2 separate regions of the Mus musculus genome follow, and region 1 is linked to region 2. The links are chromatin loops, found by intact Hi-C in ENCODE. Cell type or tissue: heart. All regions are shown on one strand. Each heading gives the region's core, and the rest is flanking DNA. Links, peaks and the distances in the headings are about the cores only.

Evidence for each region. Peaks named below come from ENCODE experiments on the same cell type or tissue, not always from the same donor. Only the 100,000 strongest peaks of a DNase experiment are listed, where the experiment ranks them.
Region 1: it touches region 2 in a loop (11-fold over the local background); 2 of 42 quality-filtered maps call a loop at or near these places.

What each region holds. Positions count from the first base shown.
Region 1 is chr10:24,627,806-24,636,144 of GRCm38, reverse strand. No RefSeq gene overlaps it. Among named protein-coding and RNA genes, the nearest start is that of Gm15270, 36 kb to the right of the region's middle. In heart, for the core only: CTCF peaks have their summits at 1,380 (motif pointing left) and 5,296 (motif pointing left); DNase peaks (open chromatin) are centred at 404 and 1,614; H3K27ac peaks cover 535 bases; H3K27me3 peaks cover 199 bases.
Region 2 is chr10:24,892,829-24,901,167 of GRCm38, reverse strand. It overlaps Med23 (mediator complex subunit 23), which reads right to left. Exons shown (of 30, transcript NM_001166416.1): 15 at 7,308-7,553; 16 at 5,320-5,462; 17 at 3,809-3,983; 18 at 2,595-2,758; 19 at 348-472. It overlaps LOC115487564 (a small nuclear RNA gene), which reads right to left and starts at 7,188; the gene lies at 7,082-7,188. In heart, for the core only: a CTCF peak has its summit at 5,020; no DNase peak of the experiment used is centred there.

The DNA.
Region 1 (8,339 bases), core at 327-8,326, 270 kb after region 2:
CCCGAGTCAGGGCAAAACCACAGTGGAGACTCCCTTGCCCAGCCCCGTGTCAAAATATGATTGGACGGTGCTACAGCCCACCCCGTTCCTCCTCAGTTTGTGGTCTCATCCTTAAATGTGCTGTACAACTTCGCTTCACGGATGCAGTTCGGCTCTAGAGTCTGTTCTCTGGCCCGGATGGATCAGTAACAGCGTGATTACAATACATTTTTTTGTCATCTGCACTGACCTGGTCTTTGAGCTCTGTTGGATTTAAGTGGACCCCACAATGGCTTTACACATTCCAGCAAGGAGATGCCTTCAGTGACAAGGGAATACAGTGCATTATGGCAAGAAAAGCTTGGAAGCAGGGGCAGAAGGCTGTCACTGGCGGTAAGGAAGGAGAGAGAAAACAGGAAGTAGGGATCAGGCTACAAAACCTCAAGGCCCGCCCCCATGTTTCCCCCTGTTCAAGCGCAGTCTCTCCTGCAGGCTTCATGACTTTCCCAAACAGCACCGTGAGGTGGGGCCACGTGTTCAAATACAAGCCTATGGGGAAGACATCACATACAAACCACGGGGTGATGTGGTTATCAGTGTAAAAGATTATTAGCTCCTACAGGGGCCCAGGGATCTGCCATGATCTCTTCTTAAAGAGAACGTCATCACCACAAACTTCCTAAGACAACAGATGCTGACGAGGACAGACCGGCCACAGACACTTCCCTGCCTGGACTCTATGCTGAGCCTGATATGACTATAGCCTTTGAACTGGTTCCCGGAGCTGATAAGGTTTATGGTCTGCAAGTGTTCTGTTTCACGGGGACTGTAGGTCAGTAGTGCAGCAAACTTTTCCCAGTGGTTACAAGCATGTTTTCACATTGACATATAATTTTTCAGATATTTATTGTCATGTTGCCAAAGTCACAAGTTACTAAAAGCAGAAACAAACTTTACATCCATTTCTGTCTAGGACAGACCTTCAAAGCATGCCCAGTGAGCAGATAACATTGGGTCATTCCTACCAAAACATCCACTTGAGGGCACACACATTGCAGGAAGGTTAGGGCACAATTGCACGGGAAATACGGTTGGTATTTTCAATTTCTGTATTCATTTAATTCTGACTATTTTTTTTTTTTTGAGTCAAGGTCTCTTGTAGCCCAGGCTGCCCTCATTTCCTCTGAAGAAACTCAGGACCCTTCTACCTCCCATGTGCTGGGATTTCAAAAGCAAGCCTTCCACGGCTCCAGCTTTAGTGGGTTACTTTTAAAAAGAAGTTTATTTATAGATACTGTACTGGTGCACAATCAGAATATTTTTTAAGTTAAAAAGAGTAAAGTTGCCTTTCAAGGGCCTTTTACAATTGGTTCCGTGACTCCACCCTGGAGAAAGCCTGCTGCCCTCTGATGGAGGAGGGAAAAAAGCCTTTACTGGGCTTTGCCTTCTCACACAAAGCACACCACAGAGCTGCAGCACACTGCTGGCAGAGTTGCACACACTTGACAAAGGTGGCCGTGTGTGCAAGTGCCTGGGTTATCACACCCACCGAGTCACACCAGACCTTCTGGAAAGAGGCAAAGAGCTAGCAGCAACCAGACAGCAGCTGGGACAAGCCAGCTGTCATCTGCTTCTGGGTATCTTCCCAGGGAGGAGAAATATTTCCCCACTACTTCCTGTCTGTGAAATCCAAGGTCATGGGATGAAACTAGGCTCAGGTTCAGAGAACTAACAGTGCTGTGTCGCCACAATCATCCTATCCGTCGCTGTCCCATGAAAAGCTGACAGAACCAAAAGGCTTCTTCGAGATGAATCACGTGATGGTGCAGCTGACAACTCCTATTACACCCACTCGCAGCAGGCCAGGCGGCTTCTTTCCTTTAAAATGTTTGTGCTAGCGGGGCGTGGTGGCGCACGCCTTTAATCCTAGCACCCCTGGGAGGCAGAGGCAGGTGGGTTTCTGAGTTCGAGGCCAACCTGGTCTACAAAGTGAGCTCCAGGACAGCCAGGGCTATACAGAGAAACCCTGTCTCGAACCCCCCCCCCCCAACAACAACAACAAAAAAACCCAAACAAGCTTTTGTGCTAAACGACTTCCCTGATAAGTCTGTAACTGGAACACTCTCATTCTAACCATGGCGAGGAACTTTAGCCTCTAAACAAGATGTCATAGTGTTTGCTTAAAATCACATTTATCACGTTAAAGTTCACTCATCAAAGTTTCCGTCTAAACCAGAATAATGCCTTCTAAGTAAATTTATTTTCGATTTTATTTTAGTGTGTGTGCACATGTGTGCATGTGTGATGTATGTAAGATGCTCCAGTCCCCAGTCCTTTAAGAAAGATTCTCTCACTTTATTAAGAGCTAGGTTGACAGCCAGTGATCCCCAGTAACCTGCTTTCCCTGTCTGCCAGTGGGGGATTAAAAGGACGCGCCTGGATTTTTACATAGGCTTTAGTGATTTGAACTAAGGCCTTCAGTGTTCACAGCAAGTGCATCTACCTACTGAGACATCTCCTCAGATCCCCAGAAGAGATCTTGAAGTGAATGTGCTCTTGGTGCACCGGGAGCAGAAAAATCACTCTAAAGAAAGAGCAGAATGGATCGAGAAAGACTTTACTTCTCGACGGAGGAGTGAACATGTGGTCTATGATATTCATGGGAAACAGAAACGTCAACAAACACAGGAAAATCTTTTCACTCATTTATGAAGTCACATTTAAAATACAAAACTATTTTTCTGTGCTTGGCACTCGAGAATAGACGCAAAATGTAAAGTTTCAGTCATGGCAAGGGAGGTGGGACCCTGAACAGGCATAGCCTGGGGATTGTTACACAAACTGCTGGATGCTTTCTGAGGGTGAGCTGACAATTTGTTTCAAAACACAAATAAGAGAGAGGCTGGGAAGGAAGAAAGGAGGGGAAGGAAATAAGGGCGACAGTATCAGGAACTGGAGGAGATTTGAGAGAGGTACAGAGGGTCAGGAAATCAAACAAAAATCTACAGCAGGGGGGATGAGGAACTGGGGATAGCCACTGGAGGGTCCCAGACACCAGGGAAACATGAAGCCACCAGGACCCAATGGGGATAACTTTAGCCAAAATGTGCAGAGAAGGGGGAGATAGAACCTGTGGAGACCACCTCCAGTAGATAGGCATGGCCACTGGTTGAGGGATGGGGCCACTCACCCATCTCAAAGTTTTTAACCCAGAAATGCTCCTATCCGAAGAAAGAAAGAACAGGGACAAAAAAATAGAACGGAGACTTGTGTAGCCTTAGTGAGATCAGATAACCAATTTCTATCACATACCTGTCAGAAGAGGGGATGGATGAGTGACAATCCACAGCCTGTTTCTTTCTCTTTTTCTTTTTTTTTTTTTTTTTTTTTTTGGTTTTTCGAGACAGGGTTTCTCTGTATAGTCTTGGCTGTCCTGGAACTCACTTTGTAGACCAGGCTGGCCTCGAACTCAGAAATCCGCCTGTCTCTGCCTCCCAAGTGCTGGGATTAAAGGCGTGCGCCACCACGCCCGGCTTCTTTCTCTTTTTCTTTTTCTCTCTTTCCCTTCTCCCTCTTGCTCTGGCCCCCATTCCCTCCCACCCCCCTCACTCGCTCTGCCCCTCCCCCTCGCTCCGCCCTTCCCCACTCCCTCCCCAGACCCAAAGGTTTCTATTTGTTTCTCATTACAGGGGGTTGTGAGCCACCATGTGGTTGCTAGAATTTGAACTCATGACCTCCAGAAGAGCAGTCAGTGCTCTTAACCATCTCACCAGCCCTCTTTTTACTTTTTTTTTAAAAAAGAGATTTATTTATTATTATATGTCAGTATACTGTAGCTGTCTTCAGACACACCAGAAGAGGGAGTCAGATCTCATTATGGGTGGTTGTGAGCCACCATGTGGTTGCTGGGATTTGTACTCAGGACCTTTGGAAGAGTAGTTAGTGCTCTTAACAGCTGAGCCATCTCTCCAGCCCCCTTTAATTTTTATCTTTTGAAATTAAAATATAATTACATAATTTTCTCCCTTTTCATCGCTCCCTCCTACCATCCCCATGTAGGACACCCACCACCCCTCATGCTCTCTGAATACTTTTCTTCTTCTATAAGAAGATTGGCAAGATAAGTTGGAGCCTCGTCTGTATTTCGGAAGCTTTTGATGTGGTTTCTCCAGAGGGGTGGTGGTGGTTTACGTCATTCTTGTGCCCACCTTTTCCTTGTAAGACAATCTGCCCCTTTGGAAGTATTCTGCCCTCTAACCCTTGAGTTGTGTGAAGGAGACTAACTATAGTCTCCTATAGTCAGAGTCAGTTGCCACAGTTTTACGACATCGTGACCTTAAAACCCAGCACGCAGCGTTGGCAGGTGCTGCCCATCACCGCCAGAGTCCGTCATGCAGATCTTTCAAGTAGATTCGGTGTAATTCCTAGGCTAGTTGGCATTTGGAGAAGCACACAGATATAACAACGAGCAGGTCTGGCTCTGCTTCTGTACATGTATTTGTTCCTTAAAGAGACCCAAGCCATTTCGGTATGTGTGCTGATTCCATATTCCTCTATAGACAGCAGCAGGACTCATCGCAGCCACTGATACGTGAACAGAAGGTGGCGCGTGGACACACACAGTGAGATGCCCTTCTCCTACATGTTCCTGCTTGGATAGACTTGGAAGGTGTGGGTCCGAATACTCAGATGAGAGAATCTAAATAAGTCACATTTGCAGACACAGACAGTAGCATGGAGTTTGCCTGGAGTTAGGGAAAGGGGGCGGGGCATAAACAGTCATTCAGTGCTTTATAGGATGAAAGCATTGTTCTGTTTTTGAGACAGGGTTCTCTATGTAGGCCTAGATGTCCTGGAACTCACGCTGTAGACAAGACTGGCCTCGAACTCACAGAGATCCTTGCCTCGTGAGTGCTCTGATCAGAGGTATGAGCCACCATGCCCAGCCTAGGATGAAATTTTTTTTGATATCTTGTCCTAAACAATGATAATATATTTAATGCTACTGAAATGTAATTTGCTTCAAATTAGTTAAAATTAGAATTTTATGTTTTGATTTATAAACCATCACTTAAAAAAAATCACAGTGAATGTGGAAGGTTGCGTTGCTATGACGGATGTTAAGTCCTGGGTACAGATGGAAAACACGCTTGATTGTTACTAATATGAAACAAACAAACAAACAAATCACAAGAAATGTAAAAAACCGCCCCCATGTAAGAGCATCAGGGCAGAATGAATGTGAGCTGCAGAAAAAACTAAACAGCGGTCGCTCTGCGCTGAGGAATTGTTCGCCCCCTGCTGGCCAGTCTTGGAATTGTTCTGCTTAAAGAAAAAGGATCGTAGGAGCAAGACCGCTTTCAGTAAGTTGTCCTGTTACTAAACGATAAGAATTTTCATTCACCAAAATGTTCTGCGTATAAGCATCAAACTCCTACACCCATCCCTGAAATCACTCATCCATTCCTTTGTTTACTAAAATGAACGCACCAGCCTTCACTAACTCTCACCACGTACATAGAGACACACAATGCAACCTTTTGAAAGCGTTCCCCACTTGGCACACCTTCCTGTGCCCAGTCCCTTTATGTTACTTTATATCAGCAAATAAGGTCCTTGACGTGATGTACAACTCGGGTTACTCATTCCCCTCGGATGGGCATTTTGTGGAAGATTTCTAGTTTTTAATCTGTTTCATATAGAACAACTATGGGGTTCCCAGGTTTTGTGTGAACAAAATGTTTTTATTTCTGTGTGTTTAGTGACCATGAAGAGAGTTGCTTTGTTACGCAGTAAGTGCGTATCTGGGTCTTTATTCCCCACAGCAGCTGTAATACTTTATATGGTCACTTGTTCTAAATCCACGTATTTTTCACATTTGCTTTTATAGATATCTTATAGCAGTCAAAATTTGTACAGTTTCCTACGGGTGTTGAATATATTTCAATGGGACTATTTACCATTTGTAAATTCTTCTTTTAAAAATATCTTATTATATCTTTTGCATACTTCCTGGAAATTACTTAATTTTTTTGTTACATGCTGATTTTTTTTTTCAAATTCTAGATCCGGCGCTGCAGTAGTTGCAGATATATTCTCACACCATGTGCCTTCTTTTTCAGACTCTTATAATAGGATCTTTTCCATCACAAATACTTTAAACTTTAGTTAATTTTAACTTGGTTTTATTTTAATTTTTTTCTCCTACGAATTATAATGTTGAGTCAATGAGATAATTTTTCATCAAGTCTAGATCCTGAAGATTTTTATCTATAATATCTTCTAAAACTTTTACAGTTTGGGGTCAGATTTTGAACCATCTGTAAGGTTTAGATTGAGGTTCATACTCCTCCCTTAATAACTCGACCACTGCATGGCGAAATGGCGTTCTCTTTGTACTGACTTGCTTGTAGGCCCTTGTCAGGAAGAGCTGGGTGTATTTCTGTGGACTCACATTGGAGTATCTATTCTGACTCCTCAGTCTGTTTATCTGTCTGTCCTGCTGTGGATATCCTCCATTCATGTTGAGTGTTAAAATCAAGGAGGGTGAATCCTCCCAAGCTTGCCGATTCATTTTTATATCTGTTTTGGATGCTTTTGTTTTATCGATCTGCACAGACTCCAAGACACTGATGGCTTTCTCAAAGCACACATCCTGCTGAGCCTTGATAGTGAAGGGGACAGATGGGGACACTTTAAGCTCTAAATGAGCACACTTGTACTTCATACTGTTGAAAAGGATAGAGGCTCTTGTCTCTCTTGAGTCATGAGAGGCCATTTGTACTTCTCACTGTATGCAGGAATCTGGACGCACACACTGTGTGCTGCCCAGAAAGCGCACATTGTTAACTGACGGGAGTTAATCTTTAACCTAAAGGTAACTCAGATAATGGTTGGGAAGAATGGTGACTCAAAGGCTGGCCTGGGTGTATAAAACTCCCTACACAGGGAAGGGTGATAACAAGGAGGGCGGGCAAGAGGAAATAAGGACAAACCCACCAGCATGACGAATCCAAAGACAAGAGGAGCAACGTGACCAGAGAGGCAGGACTGAATGGTCGGTGTTCTGGTTTCTTATAAAACTTGTTACTGGAGAAAGTCATGCTTCTCCACCAGGTTGCCAGCCCTCTGAGGGAAGCACTGATCCTGTCTGCTCGTTGGCACCCATACCGAGGGGCAGCAGGGGTTTCTATTCTGGTTATAGCTGGAACAAGGCAAAGTGTCTATGTCCCGATAACTCTCTGCCACTTCAAACATGGTGCGATATGCCCGAGCCAGTAGAATAAGGAAAACGGAAATAAAATAATACAGGCTCAGAAAGGAGAAATGAGACTAAGTTTATAGGTGTCACAATTGTTTACATACCCAAACCCCAGTGAGCCCACCAACAAACAAAATAAGTCGCTGGAGAAGTGGTTCTCAACCGGTGGGCTACAACCCTTGGCACGGTCACATATCAAATATTTACATTAAGATTCATAACAGTAGCAAATTGTTATGGATTGTGAAGGTTGGAGGTCGCCACCGCATGAGGGACTGTGTTAACTGATTGCAGCCCGAGGAAAGTTGAGATCACTGCTCTAGCGCCACAGAAAGAATTACACCAGTGCAGTGACATGGGTGTCAGTTAGGGGAGAGGTAAAATTTTTACTCTGTCGATCAGTCTGTGATTACAACTGATCCAGTCTTTCTTTTACGAGTGTCTGGAGTTTTCAGCACATTTATCTTTAATATATACCCAAGTTCTCATTTTTTTTTTAGCAGTTGTACGAAGCATTATGTTTTTTATTTTTATTTTTTATTTTTGACTGAGTGACTACAAAGACTTTATTAAATTATTGCAGCAGGAGGCAGTGCTAATGCAGAAGAGGGACATGGTGGTGAGAATGCTTAAGCAGCCTCAACAAAGCCACAGAGACCTCAACCTGTCCAAGCTGGTGCTATAGAGTCAGAGGATGGGCACCACGGGAAGAGATTTCAAGTTAGCCCTGACAACAGCACCTCAGCTCTGCGGGGACATCGGCCAGGGTCCTTTCTGAGGGCGCTCGAGCCTCCAACTGGAGGAGAGTTTGGGCCAGTTGCTCTGAGCCTCCAAGGAATTCCCCCCCCCCCCCCCATGAAATCATCTCACAACCAAGGCAAAGCTACATGCCACGTCTGACACTACCAATTGCAAGCTGGGTCCCTGGGCTATAGGAATGGGGGCAGCCCCCGCTGGGCTAGGCAGACTGGGAAGCGGGAAGCGGGGCGGCTCCTTTGCTCCAGCGCTTAAGAGTCCTTATGGGCCGCTGCTTTATAGTCTTACCAGCCTCAGCCCAGTTCAAATAGTCACTAAACTTTGTATTCTACGCTTACAGAAT
Region 2 (8,339 bases), core at 150-8,149:
ACACAGTCAAACGTAGCTCCTTTATGCTCTAAGGGGTTTCACTGAAGCTTATTCTCCTCCGTCTTAGTGTTAGGACACAAGTTTTCAGGTGTTGTGCTAACTCCTGTGAGATTCTAAAGGTGTTCATTTAGAAACTGAAGCCATCACAATTGCTTTCTCAGGAGCACATTTAATCCTCGAGAGGATGGGAAGGAATTCAAGAGACTTTGGAAGTAAGAAGAAGAATTTTCAAAAAGGAAACAGCCAATTTTCTTCAGCTATTACCAGGTCAAGCACTCCCTAGAAAGCCACAGTGACTGGAAGAAGAGATTACCATGTATTTAATACGTAATTCCGAACCAAATTACCTGCAGAGGGGCTGGAAAACAGCTAAGGGTATGTGAAGCCCAGTTATGAGGAGTAAAGTTCATGATGGTCTGAAGGATATCTTTACACCAAGTTCCCTGTATTGAATCAGATCCTGTAAAAAAATCTAAACAAACAGACAGGAGTCAGATCTCCATGACCCAAACTACGTACTGTCAAAGCAAGCCAAAGCACCCTGAGATGTCTCACTGAGATGTCTCAGTGCAGGACGCTCGCTCTCTGGGGACCTACATTGTACTTAGGATCTACACCTCTTACTTGGAGAATAACTAGGAGTGACCAGGACTTTTTGTGAGAAAATAGGAGCACCATTAGTGAAGAGACAACAAAGGACTTTAGAGTCCTTTTTATTTTTAATAGTCTTTCCTGGGCCAAGGGAATGGAACTGAAAAAGCAGATGTCGGACTACACACGCCCTGTCAAATGCAAATCTCTAAATCCAGATGTTTACTTACAGGAAATAACAGTTTACAACGCCGTAGCTGGAACTGGTAAATCTGGTATCTTCCCTTTCCTTTCTTAAACAAACACCTCTCAAAGTGTGGTCTGATGGTTTCTAGCAGTTGCAGGTGTCCTTTCCATCCTTCTTTTCATTTTTTGAGATAAGGTTTTGCAATAAAGTCTAGGTTTACCTCAACTGTGCAATCCTCCTGCCTCAAACTCTCCATGTGCTAAGATTACAAGCCTTTGCTGCTATAGCTAGTCCTACTGTCTTTTCAAGAATTTGATGTGTTCAGAGATACTCAGATAATAATTCTCGGCTATCCTTAGCATTTCTCAATGGTACAGTGAAATGCCTGGCTCTCTGCACACTTCAAAGAAGGCACCAGACTACACTATTATACACCACCTGATTTCAACAAGGACAAAAGGTACCCGTCTCAGTTAAGATCACGGCTAATGTCCTATAAATTAAAAATATTAAAGTTATCAGGAGGGACTTTGAATGTTACTACAAACAGAAGAAAAATTTTAAGCAGGTAAATTACCTTGCCTTGGACATTACTCAATGTACACATATGTGTGGAAATATCATGTGATATCCCATAAATAGTAAGATTCTTTTTATGTGTCAATTAAAAATGAATGAAAATACTGTCAATGATGCTGTACAAATGAGCACATACAGACCCACTCCCACTGTGTGTGGAATGTGCATGGTGTGCCACAGTGCAAGGAGTGTGAGGGAAATGACAGGACTCAGGTGCAACAGCTGCCTTTCTGCACAGAATTTCAATTTTAGGTAGAAGAATATCTGACAGAAAAGCCAGTAATTATGCAGATGTAAACATCTGGCAGACACTCTCTCAAAAATTAATTCACCCTGTTGTTTTAAGAGAAACGAAAGACAGAAGGACAGCGTCTTCTCCAGATGCTGAGGCTGATGTTTCAGGTGGAAATTAGAAACTGGAAAGGCTCCTGTCCACGAGTGTGAGTGTTTTCCCAGATGTAAAGATATTCTTACAAAATTTATAGTGGTATCAACACACACAATGTTATGGAATTATAATAAGGTGTGTTCACATTTGCTACAGGGAATGTTTTCCAAAGGACGAACTGATAAAAGACACATACATTAAAAATGTACTCAATCTAAAAAATAGGCCAGCGGACCATGGGGCAGCAAAGTGCGAAAGTCCATGGGCAGGGCCAGGGTTTCACATACAGCTCATCTTGAAGGAACTTTCAAAAACAGACAGAGGACACGCAGTTATCTGAAAAGCCTGAGGCGTCTGAAACGCCATGCTCTCCTCATGTGCTCTAACCACCCCAGCATCATACACTGAAGCAGATAGATGCTGTGAGACAGACCACCTATGAAAACCTACGTTTGCTTACGCAGACATTAAAGGACAACCATTAAACAATAAACTAAAACAAAGGCTCCACTCCCCTCCTGTCAGAGTTGTGCTATAGAAACTACTTTTTACATGTTACTTACGCTAAGGTTACATGCTACAGTATTTTTAAATGAATAAGTTCTTTTTAAACTTCTCTATTTTAATTACTAATATTCTTATTTATATACAGATGGAAATCCATAAAAAGAAAACCTTTGGGAATTTCCTTAGAATGGCAGTGCCATGAGCTCCTCCCGCCTTTAGCCGATTCTGAGGAGAGACCAGAGCCACGGGCTTGCTTTCCTGAAAGGCACCTCCCTCGCATGTGCTCTCACGGTGTGAGAGGAGCTGCACAGTGTATGCTAACATCCCTTGCAGGATCTCTACCTGTGACGTGGGTTGCTCTGGCTAAGGTCAGGATCAAGGCTCGGTTCAGCTCTTCAGATTCGGCGGACAGCACTGTTTTGGGATCATTGAGGAAACGCGTGAACTGCGGCTGGACCTCTGAGCTTCCCAGGGCTGTGATGAGCCTCAGTGCAGTGCTCTCCACACTGAAAGCAGGAACGCACAGTTCACATGTATGTCGGCAGACCCAATTGCAGAGTTGTGAACATGTGATAGCACAAAGATTACATTCTTTATGCTTCATTCATTTATACTCGTTCATAGAAATAACCTTCCCTTTTTGATGCTAAATTTTACAATGCAAAACAGCTGACCTTGTACACATAGACTAGAAGAAAACCCTTCTCCTAGAGAGATGGCACCTCACTACTAGGTAGGCAGCACACACCTGCGCAGTCAGCACAGTGGTTTGAATAAAGATGGCCTCCATAGGTGCATAGGGAGTGGCACTGTTAGGAGGTGGGGACCTGGAGTCCAGGTGGCTTCCCTGGAAGAGAGATGTGATTAAGAGGTGGGCTTTGAGGCCTCAGAAGCTGGACTCTCAGCTCCTTCTTCAGCACCATGTCTGCCTGCATGCCACCATGCTTCCCTTCATGATGATAATGGACTGAAACTCGGAGCTGTAAGCCAGCCCCAATTCAATGCTTTTCCCTTATAAGAGCTGCCATGGTCATGGTGTCTCTCTTCACAGAATACAACTCTAAGAGAATCAGCATTTAGGAGGCAGAGGCACGGGGATCAGATTTTAGATCTTGTGTTGGCTACAAAAATGAATTCAAGGTCCGCTTATGCTACACGAGACTGTGTCCCCTCCTCCATTAAGTTACAGATTTCCATCCGAAATATGTTTTCACTTAAATCAAAATTGAAATGATACCTTTTTTTGGTATTCAAAACATGGTTTCTCTGCCCTGGTTGTTCTGGAGCTCATTGTGTAGACCAGGCTGGCCTTGAATTCACAGATAGATCTGTTTGTCTCTGCCTTCCATAAAATGGTACTTTAATCATGACTTGAAACATGTAAATCCAAATTCTTTTAAAAACTTGGGTTTCACTCTTTTGTCTTATAAGCAGAATTTTAATTTTACAGCAAATAAGAAAAAAAAAGGACCTGGGGGCAGGGGGATTAAGACCCCCACTTCCAAGCATGGGTGGACTAAACCCTAGGGGAGGCAGCCTGCAGGCTGCTCACTCACCACAGATGGAGCTGGTTCTGGTTGGTCTGTGCGACTGCAGCCAGTGTGTGGAGATGGCTCAGGAGCTGAACTCGGTAGTGGGGCTGAATGTGGTGCATTCGGTGGCTGAACATCTCCAGCAGTGTGTGCAGGATGCCCCAGGCGTGGGACTTGAAGACAGTGGGCAGGAGCTGACCTACCAGGGCAGAATTCCAGGGACCAGTTAGCAAAAGGACATCCCTGTATATATCAGAAGAATGTCGCTCAGGATGTATGTGAAAATGACTATAAACACAGACATACACACACACACACAAGTATTTACATATTTCCACTACAATTGTAGGGGTAAAAAATCCAGAGCCTAAATACACTCTGAGTTTATCTTTCCTTTCTAGAGTTTGACATGCCAGCCTCAGGTTAATATGGAAAAATAAAATGAAAGCAACCACACAAAAATAAAACAAAAACCAACCAACCAAAACCAAAAGAGCCCTTCTGGTCTGCCGCACATCACAGTTACCTTTTGGGTATTTTTATAGAGTCAAGGTTTCCCACTTCTGAGTATGAGATTCATTTCCATGTGTGTGTGTGTGTGTGTGTGTGTGTGTGTGTGTGTTTTAATACTGCTGGCAATTGAAGCCAAGGGCTCCATTACCCAGACTGGCAGTGAACTTCCTCAGCTGAGACTTCAGGTGTACACCATTGCAACTAGTGTAATTCAAACAGAATCACTTTTGTAACACCAAAGAAAGAAAAAAAGGAAAGAAGGAAGGAAGGAAGGGAGGGAGGGAAGGAGAAGGGAGGGAGGGAGGGAAAGGAAGAAAGCTAAGACAAGACAAGCCAGCCATGGGGGCACACAATTCCAGCACTCGGGAAGCAGAGGCAAGAGGCAAGAGTTCAGAGCCAGACTCACTTACATAAGGAGTCGGGAGGCCAGCCTAGCCTGGACAACAGGAGACACTATCTCAAAAAAGTCAAAACCTAGACCAAAACAAAAAACCTAATGTCTTTCCTTGTTCATTCTTTCTTCCATCCAAAAGAAAGCTGGGTTCACTTCTGGGAAAAAGTTACTATGGTTAAAACTCATACTGCAGGTGAAATGAATCAGAAAAGTGCCTGCAGTCGGAGAGTACCTATTATTCAGAACTGCTAAACACTAAACACGCTGTCGCTGCACTGGATGACAACTCCTTCCCATGGCCACACTCAGCCTCACCTTGCCCCGCCTCGCCTCATGGCGGCAGCAGTGCTTCATCTAAGAACGAATGTGCAGGAGAGGCCCAGTCCTACTTGGGGCTTATGAGCAGCATATTTCTTGCCATGCTCCCTCCCACCTCAGACACTAAGGGAGGCCTGTTCTGCCCTTTGACTCCCACAGCACCCATCTCTGCCCCAAAGCATGCATCTGTCGTTGCCTGCTTCATCCCTGTCCTGTCTCAGCAGGCTGGCCTCACGTCAGACACTTGCTCCCTGCTTCATTCTCATACTGACTTGTTAATCATTAGAAACAGCAGCAAAGTTTCTCTTACTGATAAATCCTTTGATGCCCAAAGACTCAATTTCCATGTAGACCAGTAAACGGCTGTAAGTTTCCACTAGGGCTGGAGCCAGCGCAACACTGGATTTCGTATGAGCCAGTTTTATCACTCTGGTTGCAATGCTGTGAATAAGGCTGACGAGGAAAGAAGAAGAAAATGAGAACCCGTGTCTATGAACACAGTTGTTCTTCTCAGAGGCAGAGACGTAGGAACCTGAAATGCAATAGTTCCAGTGGACCTGGCTCACTTAACAAGCTTAAGCTGTATCAGACTCTTGGTAGTGGCATCTGGACAACTGGAAACAAACTGCGGTTTCCACAGGACTTTAGGGCTGGGGGTGTAGTAGCTGGAATACACACAGGGATCCTGCTCAGGGCAAAGCAAGCTCTCCATATAAACCATAAATAGGAGCATGACTGAGGGCTTTTAGCCAGCTTCTCCTCTCAAACAGTAAGAAGTACCTTAGAGGAGCAACATTTACCACATTCATCACAAAACATTTAGCACAAAATTATTTAATAAATTATCGCTAAGACCCACATGTTCGCTTCTAGCAGGGCTTTGCTCAAATTTGTCACATATACAAGTGAAGTAGCACACAGTCTGTCACAATGGGTACCATCTGAGAGGAAAAAGCACAGCTTTTGCAGGGCTGACACTGTATCTGGCCTAATCACAGTGCTGTCTTAACTCTGCGTCAGTACTTAAAACTTGAGAGCACAGTCCTTCTCGAGGACTGACTGTGAGCAGCGTTACCAGGCAGCGTTCCACTCCCCACGCCGAGGGAACTGTCAGCCCAAGATGAGACCCTACTGCTGTCCCACGCGCCTCCACACGCCGGCCTCCGTGTGAACTGACACCCACTTCTCAGCATGCTGTGCCAGGCCTCACTACAGCTCCAGCCTGGCTACCCTGGGCACTGGAGGTCTAGTGCCAACACAAGCTTTTCTGCCTTCCAGGAAACAAACACAACTCTAAAAGTGTCCCAGTGTGTAATTCAATAACATCTTAAATTCCAGGACACAGCAATTCTCCTTTCAGAAAGCTGTTTAGTAAAAACTCTAAGAAAAAGACACAGTCAAACTCAACTACAGACGCCACAGTGACTGCTGTGAAGGAAACCTTCATCAACATCTCCCTACTACATAGGAGCCACCAAACCCTCGACACCCAGCAACATAGAGTGGCCACTCAGGCTTCATAAGAAACTTTGTTGTAGCAATCCAAAACTGTTCTGGATGAAAAACCACATGAAAAGATGTTTATTACAGGAGAAAACCGAGATACAATAGCACACTTTTCTCCACAATATATAAAATCATAAATTTACTCATTGAAAAAAAAGATGCAAAAATGATTTTCCATTTTCTTGTGAAAAGGATAAAGTCACCATCTGCCTTACACTCCTCTACATAGTCTATAGTTTCTATAGTTAACAACATTCAATTTTTTGAAGAAATCATTTTTTTTTTAGATATTTTCTTTATTTACATTTCAAATGCTATCCCGAAAGTTCCCTATCCCCTCCCCCCGCCCTGCTCCCCTACCCACCCACTCCCACTTCTTGGCCCTGGGGTTCCCCTGTACTGGGGCATATAAAGTTTGCAAGTCTGATGGGCCTCTCTTCCCAGTGATGGCCGACTAGGCCATCTTCTGATACATATGCAGCTAGAGTCAAGAGCTCCGGGGTACTGGTTAGTTCATATTGTTGTTCCACCTATAGGGTTGCAGACCCCTTCAGCTCCTTCGGTACAAAAATATGGAACGCTTCACGAATTTGCGTGTCATCCTTGCGCAGGGGCCACGCTAATCTTCTCTGTATTGTCCCAATTTTAGTATATGTGCTGCCGAAGCGAGCACGTGAGGAAATCATTCTTAAATGCACAGACCATACACACATGTACACGCACATACCTGTAATTACAAAAAAATTACCAGATTTCTTTAAATCAATTCCCAGATAGAGAATAAGCACACACCTCATCTTGGCATGCACCGTCAGTGAATCCAGGAGGTTCATCGGTAAGGGAGTCACTGATGCTGAGGCCAAACAGCTCGTTCCAGGGAGAGGCACTCTCATAATTCCATTTCCATAAATAGTTTCTACCAGAGCTCCCATAGGTAACGTAAAACACTCTGAGTTTGTGGAATACGCGTTACATAGCAGGGCAATCTTATAGTCATTCATCTGTAAGCTTTTATTTCTCAGACTCTGCTGGAGGAACCTGTAACATTTCAACAGAAAAACTCAAATGATACCCATGAAGTTAATTGCAGTTTAGTAATTTCAATCATATGCAGTTGCTAGTACTATGTTTATTCTTACAGACACTACAGTTTCTGATGAAATATACAGTGGCTGTACCTATTAAAGCTTGGGTAATATTGCAGATGGCGCTTCATCCTAAGTTAACAGCCACTGGATATTTGTCAAGTGTGTATTATACACTATACACAATGCACACTATTTTAGGCTAAGTTCCATAGAATGAAGAAATAACTCACAAATTAATGAAAAAGATTTCTATTTATTATCTGCTTAAATAACAAATGCCTTCATAATTGGTTTCTCAATGAAAAGATGATTACAGGTATTTCATAAAATAAAAGCCCCCAACATGGCCCTCACCACGGACAGGCTCTATGAAGAGATCTGATAGTCCCAGAAAGGAAGCCCAGCTACTTCCTAACACCATGACTGAAGAGCAGTTCTCTCTAAGGGGCATCATCTCTGCGTCATCACAGCTTTGGGACACACAGAAGGTGCCTGCCAGCCACATCGGCTCCCTCTCTTCTGGCCATCCCAGGGAGTGAAAGATGCCTAAATTAGATCATGTCCAAATCACCAGCACTTGGGAAACCCTGAAATAGTCTCACGTCGGTAAGAGATAAGATACCTTAAGTTGTAATTTAAAAGTGTAACACATAAAAACCAGAACTAGTCTTGAAAATGTGTAGAAAGATACCCAAGCACATGAGAAGGCTCGGTCAAGTTGTTTTCTGACGTTGCC